Linked DNA regions of Homo sapiens: regions 1 and 3 are each linked to region 2. A link is a loop called in an ENCODE intact Hi-C map of the cell type or tissue named here. Cell type or tissue: PC-3. All regions are shown on one strand.

Region 1 (8,000 bases), 90 kb after region 2:
GAACTGGAGTGCTAGGAGAAGGAAACAGGAAAAGGGAATTACTGATGGAGGAAGAGGATGACTCAAGATGCTCATCACAGTAGGATAGAGATATAAGCCGTTTTCATTAGGTTCCTGGTTCAGACACACATAGCTGACAGCTAACTTAAGTTGTTAACACATTTTGCTTATTTGAAATCACAGCCTGCCACCACTGTAACCACACATTCTGGCAGGCATGAAATTTGGCTAGATTTTTGTGGGAGATAAGCTACACTGGAAAGAAAGGAAAAGGGGAAATTTCAGCGGACCCATTTCTCTTTATTCCAATTCTGGGGTGTAACAATCCTTTGCATAACTGAGACGTGCAAACAAGAATAATCAATTTGGCATACTGAAATCAATAGTATTCATAATGTATACTGACATGCTATTATTTTTCCCATTATAAATAACAAAGCTGTGATTAAGAAATCATTATTTTAGAGCAAAGGGTTTTCAGAGGTAGAAGCTAGGGGTATCAGGAGTTCTACCTACGAGACAAAGTAAGGCAAGATTAGGTGGGGTGCGGCAGCAACATGTGGGTTTTATAAACTTCAGGTAACATTTAGAATAAAGCAATTTTCACATATGATTGTCTTCAAGAGAAGACAGAAAAATGCATTTCAATTCAATGTATTTTTATTACATTAAATGAAACCTTCATCTTCATAGTACCTAACGCAAATACAAAAAAAATGTGTAAAAGGAAAAATCATCTATAGAATAAGAACAGTATGTAAGAGACAAGCATAGCTGGAAGTAGTATCTTTGGCTATATTCAGAAGGCTGGTTTTTCTTGTAAGCAAAGTGGGAAAGAATATATGTAATAAAGCTATTACTTTTGAAACTTCCTTAGCAAAAATTAAACAGCAAGAAAATTATGACAGTGAAAGAGATCTGATTTAACCCACTCCATCTTGCCTTTAACCTCCAAACTGTTCTTGGTCATTGCTGGGCATGGGCCAAGCTAACTTTGGGAGAAATTTAGTTTATAGTTTAAACGACAATAGTCCATCCCAAAACTAAACTGCCTTTATAAAACTACTAAAAGGCCACAAGTTTAGGATTATGAGAGAGGCCTGAATTCTGCTAAGATGTAGGTGCAGTTAAACAATTACCAGTCATTGTTCTGGAGGTCAATTGGCTACTCCCCAATTACTCCTGTAAATAACATCACTATTGTCAACCTTTTCAGAAGGCTTTTCAGACTTTTGCATTTCGGATGACTCCACCCAGACTGAGACTCATGACTCAACCAGTCCTGTGGCCCCCACCCAGAAGTGGACTCAGCACAGGAAGACCATTTTTCACACCCCTTTGATTGCATCCCCAACCAAGCAGCAGTAGTCATTCCCTAGACCCCTGCCCACCAAAGTATCTTTGAAAAATCCTAGCCTCCAAATTTTGAGGAGGCTGATAATAAAACTCTGATGTCCCATTTAGCTGGCCCTATGTGTATTAAACTTTCTCTATTGAAATTCCTGTCTTGATAAATTGGCTCTATCTGGGCAGCGAGCAAGAAGAACCTGTCGGGCGGTTACACTTTGAGTTAAACATGTAAATTATCTTGAGGTGGCACTGGGGGTTTAGGAAAGAACAGATCAGCAAGGTCCTCCTGCTCAGTGCTCAAAGGCTGCCAAACGACTTGGAATATCTGGTCCAAGATAACAGGGCACTAAGGTAGTTTTGGTTAAAAACAACTCAGTTGTGGCTAGGCACAGTGGCTCACACCTGTAATCCCAGCACTTTGGGAGGCTGAGCTGGGCAGATCACCTGAGGTCAGGAGTTCAAGACCAGTCTGGCCAACATGGTGAAACCCCATCTCTACTAAAAATACAAAAATTAGCCAGGCATGGTGGTGGGTCCCTGTAGTTCCAGCTACTCGGGAGGCTGAGGCAGGAGAATCGCTTGAACCCAGGAGTCAGAAGTTGTAGTGAGTCAAGATTGGCGCCACTGCACTCTAGCCTGGGCGACAGAGGGAGACTCCATCTCAAAAAAAAAAAAACAAAACAAAACTTAGTTTTGCCCCTTCCTAAGTTGCACAACTGAATAGTCACATTGGTTACAGAAGTCTTTAAAAATTCCAAATTTTAATTACGTGTTTTATTTTGAAGTTTATTATGAAAAATGTTCTTTCAACTCATACGTTATTTGGGGCAATTTTGCCATAAAGTATAATGTAAACATGTAAGAATCTAATGTGCTGTAACATAGCTTTTTTAATGACAAAGGGTTTTTTAGACAGAAAATAAGCCAATGTCCCGCTTTTCAAAGCGCTAATTGTACTTGCTTACAATACATTGATGAAGCAGCTCAAAAGCCTTGAAACTCTACTAATGGAACTGTTGGGGCACAGAAAACAATACCCCAAAATGAAGGCCTCAGGAGCAAAAGTTTTTCTCTGACCTTTTTGTGCCCTCTTGTCTCACAGTCCCATTCTCCTCAGAGCCAGCCATAGAAACTAGAATTCCCCTTCCCTAAGGCAAGCCATAGAAACCAGAACCCCACTTCCCCAACACCAGCTGTGAAACCTAAAAATATTACTCTAACTTCCCCCTACCTTTCTGTGTAAAAACTGGACATAAAGAAATGATCTGGCATATCCTGTCTGACTGTAGGTCATGAGACTCCTGTCCCAGAGGGGGTCCTGCCCCACACCCAGAGGCAGGAATGCACGCTTAGAGAGACCAACAGGAACCTAGACAGGCCATGTTGGGTTTCCCCCTCAGTCTATTAGCATCAGATCATACCCCTTCTGTCCAATCATGTTTCTACATGGCTGTCTACACTTTGTTGACCCTAAACCATAAAAATGGACAATTTCTGGCCGGGCACAGTGGCTCACGCCTGTAGTCCCAACACTTTAGGAGGCCAAGGAAGGTGGATGACTTGAGGTCAGGAGTTTGAGACCAGCCTGACCAACATGGCGAAACCCTGTCTTTACTTAAAAAAATAATAATAATAATAAAATTATTTATATATATATACACACACACACACACACACACACACACACACACACACACACAAATTAGCCGGGAGTGGTGATACATGCCTGTAGTCTCAGCTACTTGGGAGGCTGAGGCATGAGAATCACTTGAACCCAGGAGGTGGAGGTTGTAGTGAGCCAAGATCACGTCACCGCACTCCAGCCTGGGTGACACAGTGAGACTCTGTCTCAAAAAAAAAAAAAAAAAAAAAAAAAAAAAGACTACATGAAACACACTTTGAATTTCTGCTTAAAAACCTAGGACATCATTATATGCTCATTAACATTCTAAATCACACACTCACCAGCACCATGACAGTTCCAAGAACATCCATATTTGGCATAAAAATGGGTGGCACCACAGTTCCAAGAAATCTCCCCCTTTTTCCAGGAATTTTCATGAATATTCCACCCTTTGGTTAAAGAAACCCATAAAGATAGAAACCCAAACCAGACTGCATGACTCTCTATTCATTTATTTTTTTTCAGATGGAGTCTCACTCTGTCACCCAGGCTGGAGTGCAGTGGCGCGATCTCGGCTCACTGCACCTCTGCCTCCCAGGTTCAAGCAATTATCCTGCCTCAGCCTCCCAAGTAGTTGGGATTACAGGCTTGCACCACCACAACCAGCTAATTTTTATATTTTTAGTAGAGACGAGGTTTTGCCATGTTGGCCAGGATGGTCTTGAACTCCTGACCTCAGGTGATCCACCCGCCTCAGCCTCCCAAAGTGTTGGGATTACAGGCATGAGCCACTGTCCCCAGCCAGATTCTCTCTTGCGTATACCCACACTCCCCTTTCTTGAGTTGTGTACTTTTCCCTCTGCAATAAATCTCCATACTTTTGCTATTTTTGACTCATCCTTTAATTCCTTCTCCCGATGGTGTTAGGAGCCTGGACACAGGGTGGGGTTGAGGTCCCACCAGCATCTGGGGACCTCCCTCAGCCCACTGGTATCAAAGTTGTATGCCTTTCTGTCCTGATAAGTAAGCAACAAGGAGGAAGGGGCTCCAGGTGGGGAAAAACAATGAACAATTGTTCTGAGACACTGCTAGTCACAAACAACTGGTGGGCACAATGACCTCATTTGGCACATAGCTCCCTCCCGCAAGACCCTGTAAAACTTCCTTCCAGCCCCTGCTCTTTGCAGACAGCCCCTCCCTCTGCTATGCTGTCTGTTGCAACAACATGTTTTCATACATTCTGTAATAAATCTGCCTTTCTTTACCCAGAACTCTTAGTAAAAACCTTGACTGCCTGAGACACTGGCCCTAGCTAGTCACACCCATGACATTTTCTCCAATTAACCTGCCTTTTGTGAGTTGATTTTTCAGCGAACTTTCAGAGAGTGAAAGGAAAGTTTTTCCCTTGGCCCCTAGATGGTGTATGAGTTGCAAGTTCGGTGTAATGGGACACCTGACTGCCCCTCATGCCAGTCTCTCCAACTAAATAGCTGTATCTATTCATTTAATAGATATGTTGGAAGGTTTATTATTTTTTTCCACAGACATCAGGACTCAGCTATGAAAGGTTTATTTTTAAGTCAACAGAACAATATGGACATAGAAAAGCATTTCAAAGAATGTTTGAATTTGGGGAAAAAAAGAAATACAGTAATCTGTCTATAATTGACTACAATTGGGTGACAAAGACTCTTTCCTTTGACAAAAACTGCAGTCAGGCTGCTCTCAGGCAGTCAAGGTTTTAACCAAGATGGTTTTGGGTAAAGAAAGGCAGGTTTATTACAGAAGGTATGAAAACATGTTGTTGCCTGGGGCAGCACAGTAGAGGAGGTGTTGTCTGCAAAGAGGCTGGAGGGAAGTTTTACAGGGTCGTGTTGGAGGGAGCTCTGTGAGTCTTCTGCTTGACTAGGCCTGACCTTGGGCTTTCCTCTGTCCTTGGAGAATCCTGTTAGAGCAAGAATCTTGCTAAGTTGGCTTGGCAAAAATCCCCCACCTTTAAAAGCTTATTACCCAGGCCTCCCTTCAGCCTAATACTATGCAGTCAGTTTAGCCAGAGACCTTTTATCCTGGATGTTTCCTCTTGGTAACTTTCCATCCACTGATCCCCACCCTGCTCTTTGGCTATACCTCTCCACTTGTCATGTAGGAGTCTGAATTGAGTCCAGTCTTCCTCCCCAACTGCCAGCCCCTGTTGCAGTGGTCCCTTTATGCACTAACATGGCCCCGCCTTGAATAAAGTCTGCCTTACCAACTTTAACAAGTGTTTAGGCAAATTATTATTATTTTTTAACACAGGTTAATATAATTCAATCAGACACACAAAGATGAACCAGTATATAGTAAGCATTTGTTGCTCATATAATGGAGGGGAAACAGATTTTATAACAAAATTCAAATATGCTCATGCTACTACCCAGCTAGCAAGCTGTTTTTAGTAGATCAAACTGAAGCCTAAATTTGTTTAATTGGAACCAAGTGGAAGTATTATGTACTCTTCTGCTTGCAGGGATATTCTGAAGAGAAGTTTTTCAGAGTAGTTGTGTGGAAACACATTAGTTTGTTGAGCTATTCAAAATGTGAAGGCAGTTTATGCAGCTATTTGTTATGTCTTTCTTGTTAAAGTTTCTCTTTATTGCAGTTCCTTATCAGTGAGTTTATGGTTCCCTTGCCAGAGGTTTTGTTTTCTATTATCTCTATCCTATGCACTCATCTGCAAGAGTTCCCGGAGGGACTGTGGTTCTAAACTTAAAACAAACAAAAAAACAAACAAACAAAAAACTTAAGTTTTCCCTTCTTCCTAGATGGTTTCTTAACTTGTTACTACCTTGAAAAAAAATTTTTTTTTCAAAATTTCCTATGGTTATCACAATGGGTATTTTTACCTCTCTCCAAATACCAATCCTTAGACTTAGCTCCTTTAATTTCCTGAATTAGCACTGCAATTGGTGTTCTCTTTTTATCTGAATAACAAAAAGTATTTTCTAGTCTCAAAATTATTTCTAATGAGACTTAACAGTTATTTCAGAAAAGCCTCAGTCTTAGCCCCCTTCTCTTCTTTATCTATGTAGCTACTTCCTCCCAGAAAGAGCATATCTTTCTAAAGAATGCAATTAATTTTGTCCAAAGTAAGACACCACTCCCCTTCCCTTTTCAACTGCGTATCTACGTATCTTTTTCTGATACACCAGAACTGCTAAGGCAGCTATAAGGGTAAAATGATGAAATTTTCTTTAAGGATGGGGGCACTGGCCTCCCTACCTTCCTCTCCTCGGGTGTCAGGATAAACAAGTCAGAATACGAGATATCTTACAATTACATGAAATATGATGAAAATCTTCCTCTTCATAGAATGCCCTAGAAACAGGATTGCACAGTCAAATGTAAGAGTTAAGTGTTACTTAACTCTAAAAGGATCTAGGATAAATCTTTTCCCCACTTCATAAAGCATATGAACATTAGACATTCAGGGAGTACCTGATAATCCGAGGGCATCACAGGTCCACCTGAGTTTGCGCCTGAAGGCCCTAGCCGTGGCTTCTTGTTTGGAGGCACCTGGTTCAGGCTGGAGTCCTGGCTGTGCTGCAACCCTGCTCCGGTGCCCCCGACCCCGGCCCCAGCCCCACCTGCGGTCCCGTTGGTCTGGGTGCTGTTCTGCTGTGGTGGGGGCGCCTGTGGAGGGGCTGCTGCCTGCTGTGGAGGGGCTGTGGGCTGCTGATGCTGGTTCTGCTGCTGTTGCTGATTCTTTTAAGGGGAAAAAAGCAAGCTTGGTATGAAACCAAATTAACAGGAGCTTTCTTTAATTATTTGATATGCACATGTGGCTGCTGACCAACCTGGGGGAGCAATCTATGTGGGACACTAGAGTGATGGGGAGGACTGGAGAATGGAGCAGCCAGGGAACACAGTGTTCCCAAAGGGCAAGGCGCTGAGCCCCAAACAGGACTCTTTCCCTGAAGTTCATTTAGACTGCACAGTGATCCTCCAAATCAGTCACAGACATCTCACTGAAGGCCACAGGCACATTAGAAATACATTTCTTATAGCTCATTAAAACAGCTAGAAGAAATCTTTTCAATCGTGATTCTGGAAAGGCAGAGCGGTCTGGAGAGTGAGCCAATATATCCAGTTAAGACGAAAGAACAGAGTGATGCTAGCAAAAGCCAGCCTGCATAAAGGGGTGGTAGTGACACCAAACAAACAGAAAGAGCAAGAAGTGGGAATCCGGGAGTAGAACTGGCTGTAACACACACCGGAAGCTCAGGTATCTGTGAGCTGGTCATACTTCAAACTTCAAGGTACCTTTACAATCCCCAAACTTCCACAGAAAATAAGATACATTCAAATTTAATTAAATATTAGAAAAGGTGGTTAAATGTATAGGAATTATGGAACGATACCTAAACTATCTTTTTGCCTCCCTTGCTCTTTGGAAGTGAAAGTATACCGTGCAGTTTATACCTTGTCACCTTTTTCTTCAGGATCATCTTCATTAAGGAATTCTCGTTTGGGGTATGGAATCTGGCAGCCGGCAAATACACTAAAAATCATTAAAAAGAAAAAACATATCATGATCTAAAATCTGTAATATCATTACCTTGTTAATTTAAAATTCCAATTTGTTTTTCTTCACTTATTTCCTACTCTTCATCTGTGGCTAGTGTTCAAATCTTGACTGCTGCTAGCTAGTTGACATATAGGACACAGAAGTTTCTCTATACTAACTTCATTAGCGCCAAAAATAACTTAATTTGTATTTGCCTTAACAAGAAAAACTACACCTCTTATAGATGAAAACACAAAGTCTATACTTGGGGTTAAGAAGGATGAAGGAGTAGAGAGGTTTTGTAGTGCAGTGGACATGCTCTGAAAGACAGATTAACTTCTGTTGCCTACTGGTTTGGCTGAATTTCTGATCTGGCCAATTGGTCTGTAAAGGTCTTATCTGTTATCAGCTTTAGTTTTCATCTGTAAAACTGACAAATGGTCGTTCCTAAAATACTTGTTTTCATTCATCCCTCTCTGCAGC
Region 2 (8,000 bases):
TTTTCCCCTGGGTTTAAACTACAAGGTTATAAAAAATATCGACCCCAAACAAAGGTACATATGTATATACACATCATCAATTATGTATTAATTTATTTTAATAAAAAATGTGTCTCAAACTATAAAGACATTCAAGCATAAATATTGGCCTTTTCCTTTAAAAAAAAAAGTGAAGGAGATCCTGTATTTCTTTTATAGCCATATTATTAACTGTGCTCATTGCCTGACTACGTGCTTTCAGTCCACTCTGTGGGGGTGTAATTGTGTGTTTTACAAGCACTCACCTGGATTTATATAGTCATTCTGCAGGAAAGTGCCTCGGAACCAGCATGTGGTTAAGATTGTTCATCTCCCATTTAAATGCTGCTATGTAACATTCCCCAGCTGGGAGGTTTAGTACTTAGTACTCACAAGAGCTACATCTAAGTATTGAAAAGGACCTAGAAATGTTCAGATTTTACTGAGATCTGAGCACTTTTCTTCTTCCCAATATATTCAAAAGGCAAAGTATTACTCTATTTCTTCTGCCTCCCCAAAAAGGATAGTTCTGTGTTCTGTGACAAGATTGCACTACAGAGAAACAATTTGTACATTCCATATGATTGATCGATAACTATAATGGTAACAGGAAGAAAATAGCAGCAATAATGGGTAAGCAAATAATTGCAAACTTCCGTTTCTGGGACTATTGCAAACTCAACTCCCTGAACATCCCTTCCTCTATAAAACAACTAAAAATTCTAGATGAAATTATCTAAACGTGTAACATTTAAATTTAGATGAGTAACAAAACATTGAATTGGAAGTGTTGAGTGAAACACCAAGACGTGATAAATATTGGACACAAAGCAAATTTTGAGACAGACCAAGATGAAGACATTCAATGCAAGTGGCCAAGAATACAGGCCACATAGAAGGCACAAAACAGTCTCGTGGCTCTCCCCTTGGAACTCCACTGGGAGTGGGCTTACGGGAAGAGTTCCTGGTGAGAGCTGCTGCTACCCTGTGAGGGGTGATGACACTTTCTCACCATAAGTCTGAAGAGGAGCTTCAAGGAAACCTCTCAGAGAGCTTGACACATGTCCCCTGAAATTGTGAGCCACGGGACAGGTTATCCAGGGTTGAGGAAACTAAAGCAAAGAGGCTATGGCTCTTGGCCTGGGACAACAGGGCAGAAAAGGGGATGCTCTGGCGTGGCAATGAACTTGCATTCTAATATTTTATGAAAATGTTAAGCATCTAGAATAGCCAAATATCTTTGGTGAAAAAAGAACAGATGAAGTTGGAAGACTTATTCTATCTGATTTCGGGAATTATTAAAAAGCTACAATAAGTAAAACAGTGTGCACTGGCATAAAGGCAGATACATAGATCAGCTGAGCAGAGAGCCTAGAAACATGAGGCCAGACACAGTGGCTCATGCCTGTAATCCCAGCACTTTGGAAGCCCAAGGTGGGTGGACTGCTTGGGTCCAGGAGTTGGAGACCAGGCTGGCCAACATGGTGAAACCACATCTCTACTAAAAATACAAAAATTAGCTGGACATGGTGGTGCGTGCCTGTAATCCCAGCTACTCAGGAGGCTGAGGCACAAGAATCACTTCAACCCCGGAGGTGCAGGTTGCAGTGAAATAGACATATATATGGCCAATTGTCTTTTGACAAAGACTTTGATATGGTTTGTCTCTGTGTCCCCACCCAAATCTCATCTTGAATTATACTCCCATAAATTCCCACATGTTGTGGGAGAGACCCGGTGGGAGAGAATTGAATCATGCGGGTAGTTACCCCCGTAATGTTTCCGTGGTAGTGAATAAGTCTCATGAGATCTCATGGTTTTATAAGGGGCTTCCGCTTTCGCTTCTCTCGTTCTCTCTTTCCACCACCATGTAAGAAGTGCCTTTCAACTTCCACCATGACTGTGAGGCCTCCCCAGCCACATGGAACTGTGAGTCCACTAAACCTATTTTTCTTCCCAGTCTCGGGTATGTCTTTATTAGCAGCGTGAAAACAGACTAATACAGATGCCAAGGCAATTCAGTGGACAAAAGATATATTTGCAACATTGGTTATTGGAACAATTGGATACCCATATGCCAAAAAGAGAAAAAAGTCAAAAAAAAAAAAAAAAAAAAAGAGAATGTCAGCCTGTACCTGACAGTGGGAAACTTGCACCATCTATAAAAATTAACTTGAAATGAGGCCAGGCATGGTGGCTCATGCCTGTAATCCCAGAATTTTGGAAGCCCAAGGTGGGCAGATTGCTTGAGTCCAGGAGTTGGAGACCAGCCTGGCCAACATGGTGAAACCACATCTCTATTAAAAATACAAAACTTAGCTGGACATGGGTGGTGCATGCCTGTAATCCCAGCTACTCAGGAGGCCAAGGCACAACAATCACTTCAACCCCAGAGTTGCAAGTTGCAGTGAGCTGAGATCCTGCCACTGCACTCCAGCCTGAGTGACAGAGCAACACTCTGTCTCAAAAAAAAAAAAAAAAAGCAAAAAGCAACTTGAAATAGATCAAAGACCTAAATGCAAGATTTAAAATTATAAAACTTTAAAAGATAAATGTACTAGTTATCTATTGTTGAGTAACAATGTTACTGCTCAACTAGAGGCACTTATTGGCAGAATTCAGTTTCTCATAGTTTTGGGACTAAGGACTTCAATATACTGCCCTCAGCTCCTAGACACCACCCACACAGTTCTTTGCCACGTGTTCCCCAACGTAATCACTTGCTTCCTCAAAGCCAGAGAGAAAGAGACCCCAGCAAGATGGGTACTAATATCTTATGTAACATAATCATGTATTCACACATAATCACACACATCCCAACAGCTTTGCCGTATTCTATGGCTTAGAAGCAAGCCACAAGTCCTGCTCACACTCAAATCCAAAAGCAATAGGAGAGTAACTGCAGAAAGTATATAGCTCTACTGCTCTGAAGGGGAGAAGTGTACATGACTATACAGATCTTTTGTGTATTTGTTTAAAAAATAGTTCTACATGGCCGGGCGCGGTGGCTCATGCCTGTAATCCCAGCACTTTGGGAGGCCGAGACGGGTGGATCACGAGGTCAGGAGATCGAGACCATCCTGGCTAACATGGTGAAACCCCATCTCTACTTAAAAATACAAAAAACTAGCTGGGCGTGGTGGCGGGCCCCTGTAGTCCCAGCTACTCGGTAGGCTGAGGCAGGAGAATGGCGTGAATCCGGGAGGCGGACCTTGCAGTGAGCCAAGATCGCTCCACTGCACTCCAGCCTGGGCAACAGAGCGAGACTCCGTCTCAAAAAAAAAAAAAAAAAAAAAGTTCTACATGGATATTCCTTGTATGCTGCCTCGTATGGCAGTTTCTTTTGCGTGTATGTTTTTATTTCCCTATTTACGCCATAAGTTCCTGAAGGATAGGAGTATATTACTTACACCTTGTCAATTCCAGGGGACCCAGCAACAGAGTCTCACATGTATTCAGTATTCAGGAAATATTTGTCTAGAGAGTCAGCTTGGCAGAATGGAAAGTGCATAGGCTTATGGAAACATGGGAAGTTAAATCAAATCCCAGCTCTTCCATTTACTAGTTAGGTAAACTACAGCATTAGTTAATATCTGCGATCTTCAGTTTCCTTATATTACCTTATAGTTTTGAGATTAAATGAGATACTGTGCATCAACTGCCTGTTTCACTAAATAATAGCAATTACTGTTATTTATAGATGAGGATAACTAGTAATAAAATATTTTAAATGAGCAAGTGTAACATTAGACAGACAATTGAAGCAGCATTCTGTGATGGGTATTTCTTAGCATGTGTTAAAACATCAGGAAACCTTTTGACAGCTGCTCCCCTGGCTAAGAACGGCCCCTTCCAGGTGTGCACCCTCTAGAGTGCCCCAGAAACAACTCTTTGCCAACTACCTTCTGCAAACCATCTTTTCACTTGAACTGACTTCCCCCAAACAAACCTGATTAATTACTGAATAAAATACACCAGGGCGTGTCCTCGGAGCACAACAATATTTCTGCCACAAGAGGGCACAATGTGACTGTGTATACTGTAGTTTCTTAACAATTACAATCCTAAAAGTTCATATTCATTACAGGATACACTGTGTTCCAGTAATTGTTTTTATTTGAATATTGTTTTTTATATACTTGAATTAATTTTATTTCTTAAGGCAAAAATAATGGAGAGCAGGAAATTTCCACAATTTCCTTGTGGAAAATTGTTCTCAGGCTATAACTGGTTAAGTACAAACATAACATCATTATTTTCTGTTTAAAATACTGTGATTCATCTGCTTTCTGGGAGTCATTTCCTGTAGGGCCTTAAGAGGCTTTCTAGCTCCAAATTACTCTACATTCCTAGTTCTTGTTATGTTTCCTGCAGGCCATCAAGTTCATGGATTTTATTATAGCCTTGCAAATTAGTAGAAAAAATTTACTAGCCCATAAATATTTTATCAGCTTCATCTTGCTCCTGGGGGCAGATTGGTAATGAAATCGCTGAAAGCACTATTATTCATAACTTACTCAGCTATAAAACTAATGATTGTTACATAACCAGTTTCTAGCTTTTTTTTCCCTCTCCTTGGGAAGAGTGTGCATGTCTAGTGGATGTGGGCATGAATGTAGCCAAATAAACCTGTTGCCCAACATCACATGCAAACCATGGTATGGATGGCAAGAGTGATACGTACACAGTCTGGTTTCATTGACAAATGGAAGTCACTCTCTGCTATGACCTGAATATTTGTGTCCCCCTCAAATTCGTATATTGAAATCCTAACCCTCAAAATGACGGTATTAAGAGGCAGAGCCGTTGGGAGGTTGTTAGGTCGTAAAAAGCCCTCATGAATGGGATTAGTGTCCCCATAAAACAGGCCCCAAGAGACCCCTCACCCCTTCCGCCTTGTGAGGTTACAGTGAGAATTTGGCCATCTATGAGGATCAAGGCCCTAACCACACACCGAACCAGCTGGCACCTTGATCTTGGGGGTACCAGCCTCCAGAACTGTGAGAAATAAATTTCTGTTGTTTGTAAGCCCCCTAGTCTATGGCATTTTGTTATGACAGCCTGAACTAAGATACCTTCCTTTGAGAAGTCCTGCTGGCAACAATACTCATCCCGTTTGAGAGAATTACTGGCCAGAACGCGCCTGTTTCCTCCTCCTCCTCCTCTTTATCCTCCAGCCACCCATTTCCCCGGACACCTAGTGGGAAACTGGGCAGAATCTTGTTACACTGTTTTACAAACATTTCTATCGCTGGGCTGGAGATGGATGTTTCTGTGCTCAGGAAGCTGGTGTGCTTCTGGTATGGTACAGTTGTCTGAGTCACTGTCCATCTGTCTCTCTTTGCAAAGTCACATGTTTCCTTGTGGTTGCCATATCCATTTCAACTAAGACTTTATGTTCCATGCCAGCCTCCACCTGGCTAAGGGGAAGTGCCCTTCCCCTTGTACTTTGGGGGTGCCTGCCTTTTTCTGGAAGAATAGCTGTGGGTCAGCATCCTTCTTCACGCATTATGTCTATGCCCCGCTCCAACTGGTCCACAACTAGAATAGGATGGCAAAATAACTATACAGTTATTAATAGTGAAAGCAAATGTGCCACACAAGAGAAGCAGCCCCCTGTAGGCAAGAGGGTGGGTGAGGACAATCATGGAGAAGAGGCAGCTTTTCCCTCCACCGTCAGCTCCCCTCCCCTCTTAGTTTAAGCTCTGAGAAAGTGTGTGGGACCCTGATCTTCCCCATTATTGAGCCCTGTCCCATAAACAAAGGGAGTCGGTGAGGATCAGTGGAGAGAGGGCAGCAGCAGGATGGGGCAGCTGAAACCAGGATTCCCGGTGGGTGAATATGCCTGAGGATGCTGAAAATTTGAACTTCAAGACAGATTTCAGGACATGTTTTCCTCATGACTGTACTGAGAGAGGTTAATAGATGTCCTGTGAAAACAGAGTTCCACAAAATGTCTTTGTCACAGGACTTCTTGGAGCCTTTAATATGCCAAAACTCTTATCTCCCAAAGGGAGGTATTATTTTAACCACAAAACTTGTTTTTGAAATAGTGTCATACAAACCTACTGTTTTGAGTTACATCTATGGGAACTATTTTTCTAATTATCTAATTTGGACCAACTATTCTAAAAGCAACAATCACAATGTGTTTTTCCCTTATTAAATAAGAGCAAAATGTGTTTAGTTATGTGTGATGCAGAATAAGACGGAGGAGTACTTTGGGGAGGGTTGTTGGGGGATTGGAGGTGGCATTGTCACTATAGATTTGCAAATTCCTAGAGTCTCTGTGAAGGGTACAAAGCTTGTCTGTTATCCAGGTATATATTTATTTCAACATGTAACACCCAGTGAATTCTTCTTGCCCACTGCCCAGATAAAGCCGACTTACCAAGGCAGGGGAATTGCAATAGAGGAAGAGTTTAATACACATAGAGCCAGCTACATAGGAGACCAAAGTTTTATTATTACTCAAATCAGCCTCCCAGAAAATTTGGAGGCTACGGTTTCTCAAGGAGAGTTTGGTGGTCAGGGGGCTAGGGAACAGGTGCTGCTGATTGGTTGGGGATGCACTCATTGGGGTGTGGAAAATGGTCCTCTTGCTCTGAGTCCACTTCTGGGTGGGGCCACAGGACTGGGTGAGTCATGAGTCTCGGGTCCAGGTGGAGTCATCCAGTCATCAGAAATACAAAAGTCTGGAAAAACATCTCAAAAGGGCTACAATAGTGAGGTTATTTATAGGAGTAATTGGGGAAGTTACAAATCTGGTGACCTCTGGAATGATGGCTGATAATCCTTTATGCCTACATCTTAGCAGAATTCAAATCCCTCTCATAATCCTAAACTTGTGAACTTTTATTAGTTTTATAAAGGCAGTTTCATTTTGGGAAGAGTTATTATCATTTAAACTATAAACTAAAATTCTCCCAAAGTTAGCTTGGCCCATGCCCAGGAATGACCAGGGCAGTTTGGAGGTTAAAGGCAAGACGAAGTTGGTCAGGTCAGATCTCTTTCACTGTCATAATTTTCTCACCATTATAAGTTTTGCAAAGGCAGTTTCTAACAAGCTTGCAGTGCTTCCCTGGTGTCACCTTGTAAGAATTCCCAAGTTCATCAGGTGTGGTGGCTCACGCCTGTAATCCCAGCACTTTTGGAGGCTGAGGTGGGAGGATCGCTTGAACCCAGGAGTTTGAGACAAGCTTGGGCAACATGGCGAAACCCCATCTCTACTAAAAATACAAAAATTACCTGGGTGTGGTGGTGCATTCCTGTCACCTGAGCTACTTGGGAAGCTGATGTGGGAGGGTCACCTGAGCCTGGGGAGCTAGAGGCTGCAGTGAGCTGTGAGCTGTGATTGTGACACTGCACTTCAGCCTGGATGGCAGAGTGAGTCCTTGTCTAAAAAAACAAAAAAAATTCCCAAGTCCTAGAAACTGGTTTAGAGGTGGCCCAGCCCATGGTGTGATGGATGGGTAAATGAAGGGGCTCATGTTCGTTAGGCAGGATTTGAATGTCTAAGATCTCAGGGAGATATAACCAGCCCCTGTGTCTTCTTAGTGAGGTATAAGAAGCTGTCTTTTCCAGAAATCACAGGTTAGACTATTCCCCCATATGTAAATCAATACAAGTTGATGATCTGAAAGAACAGAAATTGATTAAAAGGAGGCAGACTGCAGGCAAATAAAATCCCAGGAAAACCTGGTATAACATGTAACTTGATGGTGTTACCATTGTCTTATATAGTAGGAATTGCTATGGCAGCACACAGCACAAGAGTGCTGAAAAACATTTTGGCTGGTTCCTTTTGCAGGCTAGGGAGTGTTTTCACTCATGTGCAATATGTCCCTGAGCCCTGCTGATCTTGCTTGCTTGGGACCATGAGGATAATGAGCAATGGCAGTGTCCTCAGAGCACGTTCCAGGATGAGGGGATTGGAAAGCACTATCTTCTGAATTCCTAATAGAGGAAAGCAAACCAACGAT
Region 3 (8,000 bases), 130 kb after region 2:
GTTTCTATATCTTAAGGACTAAGTAAGGCTAAAACTCTAGAGAACGATATTAAATGCCTGCAAAATGCTGGCATAATGGTTACAGTAAGATTTTAAGGGTTTTGCCTTATCAGGCCCTATTTAGCAGAGACAAAATTAAAGACCTGCTGTATCTCCTTGTCAGACAACTTATGAAGAGAAGCTATGCTGCATGCAGAGATTTCTAAGCACTTATTTTTAATCAAATGTTCAGAAAGATGAACAGTACAGCATTTTTCTTACAGCTGAGTGAAAACAGAGGGTGGTCTTTGACTTTTGCATACATAGTATTAGACTTTCATACAGAGATATCTTCACTCTCTTCAGCTAAAGGTCTTTTTCATGTTTCTGCATAGTGTCCTTTCAATGCCTCTTGGCTAGCTGTTACAATTCAGCAGAAATACCAGCTTTGGAAAACAATGTTTTGCCATTATTTAAATTTTTCTTCGCATTTTTGCCTCTGCTTTACACAAAAGAGTAGAATATAGAAATAAGAAAGTACTAATACTAGTGATAAGCACAGGCCTCAGACTGCATAAAAAGATGGAAATGTCTAGGTATGTTCAAAGTGATAAATTCTGGACCTCAATTGAATATATCCTCTGAACTTAAGTGGATTAAATCTGTGGTTCGACAGCAGGGAGGGGAAGAAGAGAAGGGGAGAGGAGAGGAGGGGAAAATTAGGAAACATATTTTGAATTCTGAAAATCACTGAACAATGTTTCTAAAAGGGAAGAGATAACTAGTACATTATAACTATTTTTTAGCTCTTTCCAACCAGAACCGCCGCTAGATCTTACCATCCATGTAACTTTTACACATGAAAAAATTATATATGAAAGGTGGGGACTTTTTGCATTTTCTTCATTGCATTTCCACTAAATAAAAAATGACAATAACAGGATCCAGGTATCATTTAATTTTTGCTCTGTTTTGTTTTTTAGAGACAGGGTCTATGTTATGCAAATTGGACTGGAACTCCTGGGCTCAAGGTATCTTCCCACCTTATCCTCTTGAGTAGCTGGGACTGCAGGCATGTGCCATCACAGCTAGCCCCAAATATCATTTAAAACCTTCCTCAACTCTGATAGTGAAACAGGATATTTCCCTGACCCCTTCGCAGGCTGGAACTGGAGTGCATGGGTGCCAGCAGGGGCAAACTCCACTCACTCGACCTGCTCTCAGGAGGGGAAGCATGCAGGCGAGTGGGTACAGGAGCCGGGGCGAGTACTTTTGGGTGCCAGCAGGAGCAAAACTCTGTGCGGGGCCCATGGCAGTGTCTAAGGGGTGTGCCCATGACCCCTTAAGCCACAGAAGGAATGGTACAGTGCCCTTTTAGCTTTGCCATCTGTAGACAGCTTAAGTGTTAACAGCTCAGTGGAGGGTTGGTGTGACAGCCTTTTGCACCTGCACTCGTGGCACCCGAGTTCTTGTCCAGCATCCAGGAGGAATGAGGTCGCCTGGGCAAACTGAAGATGGTAAATGTAGGGGATCTGATTGCCAATAAAAGTGGCTCTCAGCAGGAAGGGGAGCTGAAAAGGGGATGGAGCAGGAAGCTAATCTCCCCCAAAGTCCAGCCATCTCCAACTAGACTCTTCTCCAAAGCTACACCATCAAGCTGTCCTTCTGAAGTCAAGCTGCTTATCTCCAATATGCAACCAGTCTCCAACCTCCAGCTGCTTCTCCTCTCTGCCGGCTGAGCCTGAGGTTTTTATGGGCACAGGATGGGGAGCAGGGCAAGTCATGGGTGGTTTTGGAAAAGGCAACATTCAAGTGGGAAAACAGGGATGTAAGTTCTCACTTTGGGCCACAGTATCAGGCCTTTAGGCTTGAGGGTAGGAACTTCACCAGGGACCCACCCTCTTCTGCCCAGAATTTCCCTGCCTCCTGTCCCTATCAATAGGTAGCTTCAGACATAGTTTCCAATCTTTCCCACCTCCTGGTATACACACTATTGTGTAAACTCCTCTCCTTGAGTGTGGACTATACCTAATAACTTGCTTCTAATAAGTATGAAAAAATATCCAAAGTCATATAATATATAGATGGTTCCCAACTTTCAATGGGGAAAATTAGGAAACATATTTTGAATTCTGAAAATCACTGAACTTACAATGGATCAATGTACTGATCTTTCGACTTTAGGATGGTGCAAAAGCAATACACATTCAGTAAGCTCCTTAACTTACAAAGAGGTTACTTCTGGATAGGCCCATTGTATGTTGAAGATACTAGAAGTTAAAAACATACTTTTGCCTTATAATATTTTCAACTTATGATGGTTCCAATGAGATGTAATTCTATGAAAAATTGGGGAATATCTGTACTTTCCTCTGCAACTAGAATATCTATTGCAACATTTCTTTTTTATTTTATTTATTTAGAGATGGGGTCTCACTATGTTGCCAGACAGGTGTATAGTGGCTATTCACAGATACAAACAGCGCACTACAGCCTTGTACCACTGGCCTCAAGCAATCTTCCCACCTCAGCCTTTGGAGTAGCTGGGACTACAGGTATGTGCCACCCTACCCAGTTTGCATCATTTCCTTTAATCAGATGAAGAAATCATATCTGACTCAAAGTATTGGCAAGGTTTTTTGTTACTTCATTCGGATAGACCTCTAATAGAATAAGTTTTTACTTCTGTGACAGAAGTAACAGCTACTAGACATTTTAATAGCTGTTAATTAACAATAAAAGCCAAAAGATTCCTGGATACAAAATTATTTTCTCTCTCAACTGGATCTCACAAAATTTTGATATACTGTACCATGTTTGCAGATCATATACTTATTTGTGCCCACAGACTTCAAAAGACTGCAAATTCACCCACTAATGTGAAAAGAGCTTTGGGATGGCAACTCCACACATTTTATTTATTTATTTGTATTTTTATTTTTTGGGGGGGGAGACTGAGTCTCGCTCTATTGCCTAGGCTGGAGTGCAGTGGCACGATCTCGGCTCACTGCAATCTCTGCCTCCCAGGTTCAAGCGATTCTCCTGCCTCAGCCTCCCGAGTAGCTGAGATTACAGGCATGTGCCACCACACCGAGCTAATTTTTGTATTTTTAGTAGAGATAGGGTTTCACCATATTGTCCAGGCTGGTCTCAAACTCCTGACCTCAGGTGATCCACCCGCCTTGGCCTCCTGAAGTGCTGGGATTACATGCATGAGCCACCACACCTGGCCTCCACACATATTTTTTAAAAGACAGACCTAAGGTTGAGACCCTAAAGCATTCATTCAAATCCTTCATTCAATAAAGACTTCGTGCTTATTGTGTACTAGGTTCTGGGATATGATAATGAAAAAGAAATAGTCTAACTGATAGTTCAATTTATATCACTGATCTAGTAGCAAGATTCTGAAATGAAGGAGTCATAAATCCACTTAATAATATTATCATTTAGCTGGCATTTCTCTATCATTGCTAAAGAATAATGTGAAATTGCCAGATGCCTTGCTGAAATTCAATTCAAATAACTTATGAGCACAAACAATATGCCAATGCTGGGACTACAAAAATTATTGAGATATGAACCTTGCTCTCAAGAAGCTCATAATTTTGAAAAAGAGATAAACTATATCTTGGCATTCTTCCAATCTACCAAAATAGTAATCCCATAAAAATGAGTCATCCTATATTTCATTTTCTTACTCTTAGCTATATCCTGCTATAAAATTAAAATACATCTTTTCTCCCTTGGTGTTTACAAGTTCCAAATATTTATAGACTTATGCCTCTACTTCACTGTCTCTCAGCCAAGATGAACATATTTAGCTCTCTTTCTCCTTTCCTTTTAAAGCAATTCTTCATTTTAAGTTATTTTTGGTGACTTTATTTACATTCTCTATTTCTGTATTAAATTCTAGGATTCGAATGACATAATTAAAATATTGATTCAGATATAAAATCAATCATAATGAAAAACACCAACCTTTATGATGATGTAATGCCTCTGTGTGTGATGTCCAAAACACTGACTTTTATTTACTTTAAATTTTTTATATTATACTGTAAATTTATATTTACTCTAACACATTTAATTATATGGATTTTCCAGGTTTCTCACATCAAATGAAATTTAGAGATGGTGAGCACTCAGTTGTGACTATCAAATAGTGTCAAGCCAAATTTCTTACAGCAATAGAAAATGAAGCATTAAGAAAAACAAAACTAGTCACTGACTACAACAGCAACTCTTAAACTCACAAAACATAATTTTTCAAATGTCTCCATCATCCTCTTTTTAAGACCATATTCATATTTCATATACTTTATATTTCTGTATCTACTACAGAATGTATTTATAAAGCAAGCATACAGTTTAAATCTACTCCTGAAAGTACTTTGGCAAAACCATGACAATATGGCACAGATATCAGGACTCAAGATTAGTGAATCAAGAATTGAAGAGGCTATCACAGACTAGATTCCTGTTGGTTCAAAGTTTCTTTTTCTTCAGACAGGGTCTCAATTTGTTGCCCAAGGCTGGAGTGGAGCGCAGTGGCACAATCGTGGCTCACTGCAGCCTTGACCTCCTGGGCTAAAGCAGTCCTCCCACTTCAGCCTCCTCAGTAGCTGAAACTACAGGTATGCACCACCACACCCAGTTAATTTTTTATTTTTTGTAGCGATGGGGACTCACTATGTTGCTCAGGCTACTCTTGAACTCCTGGGCTCAAGTGATCCTCCTGCCTTGGCCTCCGAACATGCTGAAATTACAAGCATGAGCCACCATGCCCAGTCAGTTCAAAATTTCAAATCTTATTAGAGTTACTCACTTGAGGAGTTGGAGGCATTCAGTAAATGTGTGGGTAAAATATAAACCAGTGCTATACTACGTAAGAACCATATTCAGAATGCATTTTCAACATTGTGTTCATGCCATTGATGAGGTAATAATAATCAGTGGTGGCTTTTCTAGTGGGGGAAAAAATCATTCTGTTGCTCACAAACTGTCAGTACTTAAACAAACAAAAAGACCCCAAAAACTCTCTAACTCTAGTAGGCTCCAACCCATATCTTCTGAGCATGACCTCACATTACTGCAATTCAGCTTATCCATATTTGAGCCAACCAGAACTGCACATCCTTTCTGAGATAATCCAAGTGCTTCTTTACCTCAGAAGTTTTACATCTAAAACTCCCTTGGGTTACCCTCATCACCCAAGTCTCTATTTAAATTCTAGTCATCCTTCAAAGTCCAGCTCAAATGCAACCTGCTCTTTCAAACTTACCCTTATCCCCTACTCAGAAGCTCTTCTGGCCTTGCATAGATTCAGTCTGTACTTCTCATGTAGCTACAATCACATTCTCTCTCATCTATCTTATAGTATAATTGTTTGTGTGTATGTCATATTTCTTCAAGGCTCCTTGAGAAGAAGGTGTTTGACATGGTCATATTTGTGTTGTTCCCATCCCTCTGTGCTTTACACATACAAGAAAACAAAAAATGTTCATTAAGGATAGTGTATTCAAATGCCTGATCCCCAAAATGTCAGTACTATTCTCCCTAATACTCATTCACTGAGGAAATACTTCCTCAACACCTATTGTGTACAGGGGCAGTAGTGTACAAAAAGAGTCAGACATAGATCTTGCTCTCTCAAGAAGTTCACAGGCTACGAGATGTTCTAAGAGATCTCTAAACTGCTATAATACTAATAGATAAATGCCATAACAGAAGTAAAGATGCAGTACAACAGGAACCAACAACAAGAAGAGATTGGTTCCAAGTAGACATGGATATGAGGGTAAGTTTTAATTAACATTTGTGTTGGGCCCTGAAAGACAGATAGTATTTGAATATGTTGAGACAGGGATAAGGGGTTTTAAGATAGGGGAAATAAAGGCCATTAAGGCAGGAAATCCCAGGAGGAGACAGGGAACACTCAATAGTTCAGTAGTAAAGTATACATGAAAGATGACAGGGATAGAGAAAAATTTTAAAGGCAGTTAAAGTTATAATTGGTAAAACTCTGAAAGCCAAATAAGGAAGTAGAGTTTTAGTCTGTAAGCAATGAGGAACTATTTCAAAGTTCTTGAGCAGGAGCTGAGTAATTAGTCAGAAGGTCGAAAGTAGATTGGAAGGGAAACAGATTGTTGACAACAGACAAGTATAGAGGCTAGTATCACAATGCAAGAAAGAGGTAATAAAAGCCTGAACTAGGAATGAGGACTAGAGATGAAAATAGATGAGTGCAAGGCATATTTTAGAGACAACACTGAAAGAACTTGACAAGTTCTGAATGTGGAGTGCAAAGAAGGGTCTGCAAAGAGGTAAAATAAATTTCTAGGCTAGGAAGAGGGTGGTGCCATAACCAAAAGAGAGGACACTAAAGCAGCAGCAAATCTGAATGGGAGGAAACTGAGTCCTGGGCATACTAAATTTTGGTATCAGTGGACATTCAGGTGACAATATCATGAATAAAATATGTTAAGCTATGCTGTTTAGAACAAAATATAGAATTTTATGAAAAAGAGAGAGGAGCTCAGATAAATTAATCTTCAATAAAAGATTCTGATCAATGATTCAAACATGAACATAACCTCAAAAATATAACCTGCATAAGTTTCATTAAGTGCACAGCAGATTAAAATCTAAAAGCCCGTTTATGAAAGAGTTCTTCTCATGATCTAGAACAACATCATGTACCCAATAATCTTTTTGTTTATTTGTTTTGAGATACGGTCTGGCTCAGTTGCCCAGGCAGAGTTTGCAGTGATCTCAGCTCACTGCAACCTCCACCTCCCAGGCTCAAGCCATCCTCCCACCTCAGCCTTCCAAACAGCGAGGACCACAGGAGCACACCACGCCCAGCCAATTTTTCTATTTTTTGTTAGAGATGGGGTTTTGCTATGTTGCCCAGGCCGGTCTCGAAGTCCTGAGCTCAAGTGATCCACCCACCTCGGCCTTCCAAAGTGCTGGGACTACAGGCATGAGCCACCACACCCAGCCCAATAATCATTTTAAAACATGCTGATTCAGAGCTAATAGTAAAGTGGACACATGGAAGCCTCAAAGAATCTTACAGTTAAAAATTATGAGAGGCTGGGCACGGTGGCTCACACATGTAATCCCAGCACTTTGGGAGGCCGAGGAGGGTGGATCACGAGGTCAGGAGTTCAAGACCAGCCTGGCCAAGATGGTGAAACCCTGTCTCTACTAAAAAATACAAAAAAAAAAAAAAAATTAGCCCAGCATAGTGGTGGGTGCCTGTAATCCCAGTTAATTGGGAGACTGAGGCAGAGAATTGCTTGAACCCAGGAGGCGGAGGTTGCAGTGAGCCGAGATGGCGCCACTGCACTCCAGCCTGGGCGACAGAGAGAGACTCTGTCTCAAAAAAAAAAAAAAAAAAAAAAAAAAAAAATTATAAGGAGAAATGCTTCCATTAATATGGTAAATGCATCTTTTGTGGTCACTATCATTTAACCCCAATTTATACAATATCACAGCAAGAATGGTCAAGTCAGATGAGTAGCCCTGACTGACAAGGTCCCAACGGATACTAACTAGATCCTTTCGTCAATAAACACTGCTCATCAGTTAATAAAATGGAATTTACCTAGATGTATCCCTACCATATCCCCAGAATTCTCAAAAGCCTAAGAAACAAAAGATCATGAAATCACGTTGTGGGGCCAAAATAAAACCTCCAACATAAACTGAGGAGAAAATGAGGATTACAGCTATTCCATAACCATATCTTCTTAAGAACAAACAAAAGAAACTTGCATCAACATAAACTAAAATAACAACAATGTGAAGATGAATATCTAGCAATATAATCTGATATCAGTAAATAATGGTTACATGTATACTGAATAAAAAAAAGTAAAATCAAACACTAACTTGCAGCTAATTTGCCTAATAAGTATATACCACCTGTTAGATTTATTTATTCATTTGTTTATTAATATTGATAACATTCTTTTTACTAGATGCAATGTCATTATTTCAGTTTAGATCTTAAG

The links. Hi-C counts contacts between places; a loop is a spot of excess contacts. Peaks named below come from ENCODE experiments on the same cell type or tissue, not always from the same donor. Only the 100,000 strongest peaks of a DNase experiment are listed, where the experiment ranks them.
Region 1: it touches region 2 in a loop (7-fold over the local background); 6 of 110 quality-filtered maps call a loop at or near these places.
Region 3: a loop joins it to region 2, with 3 times the contacts of the local background. A loop is called at or near these places in 10 of 110 quality-filtered maps.

What each region holds. Positions count from the first base shown.
Region 1 is chr6:110,614,656-110,622,655 of GRCh38, forward strand. It overlaps CDK19 (cyclin dependent kinase 19), which reads right to left. Exons shown (of 13, transcript NM_015076.5): 11 at 7,433-7,511; 12 at 6,449-6,715; 13 at 1-11. Among named protein-coding and RNA genes, the nearest start is that of SLC22A16, 140 kb to the left of the region's middle. In PC-3, a CTCF peak has its summit at 4,383; no DNase peak of the experiment used is centred here; H3K27ac peaks cover 1,192 bases.
Region 2 is chr6:110,524,218-110,532,217 of GRCh38, forward strand. LOC105377940 (a long non-coding RNA gene) reads right to left here. Exons shown (of 7, transcript XR_007059703.1): 7 at 6,465-6,725. Among named protein-coding and RNA genes, the nearest start is that of SLC22A16, 52 kb to the left of the region's middle. In PC-3, a CTCF peak has its summit at 4,037 (motif pointing right); DNase peaks (open chromatin) are centred at 314, 4,494 and 5,324; H3K4me3 peaks cover 370 bases; H3K27ac peaks cover 5,487 bases.
Region 3 is chr6:110,659,059-110,667,058 of GRCh38, forward strand. The region is part of intron 4 of CDK19 (cyclin dependent kinase 19); the gene reads right to left. Among named protein-coding and RNA genes, the nearest start is that of CDK19, 150 kb to the right of the region's middle. In PC-3, no CTCF peak of the experiment used is centred here; DNase peaks (open chromatin) are centred at 2,543 and 3,643; H3K27ac peaks cover 3,851 bases.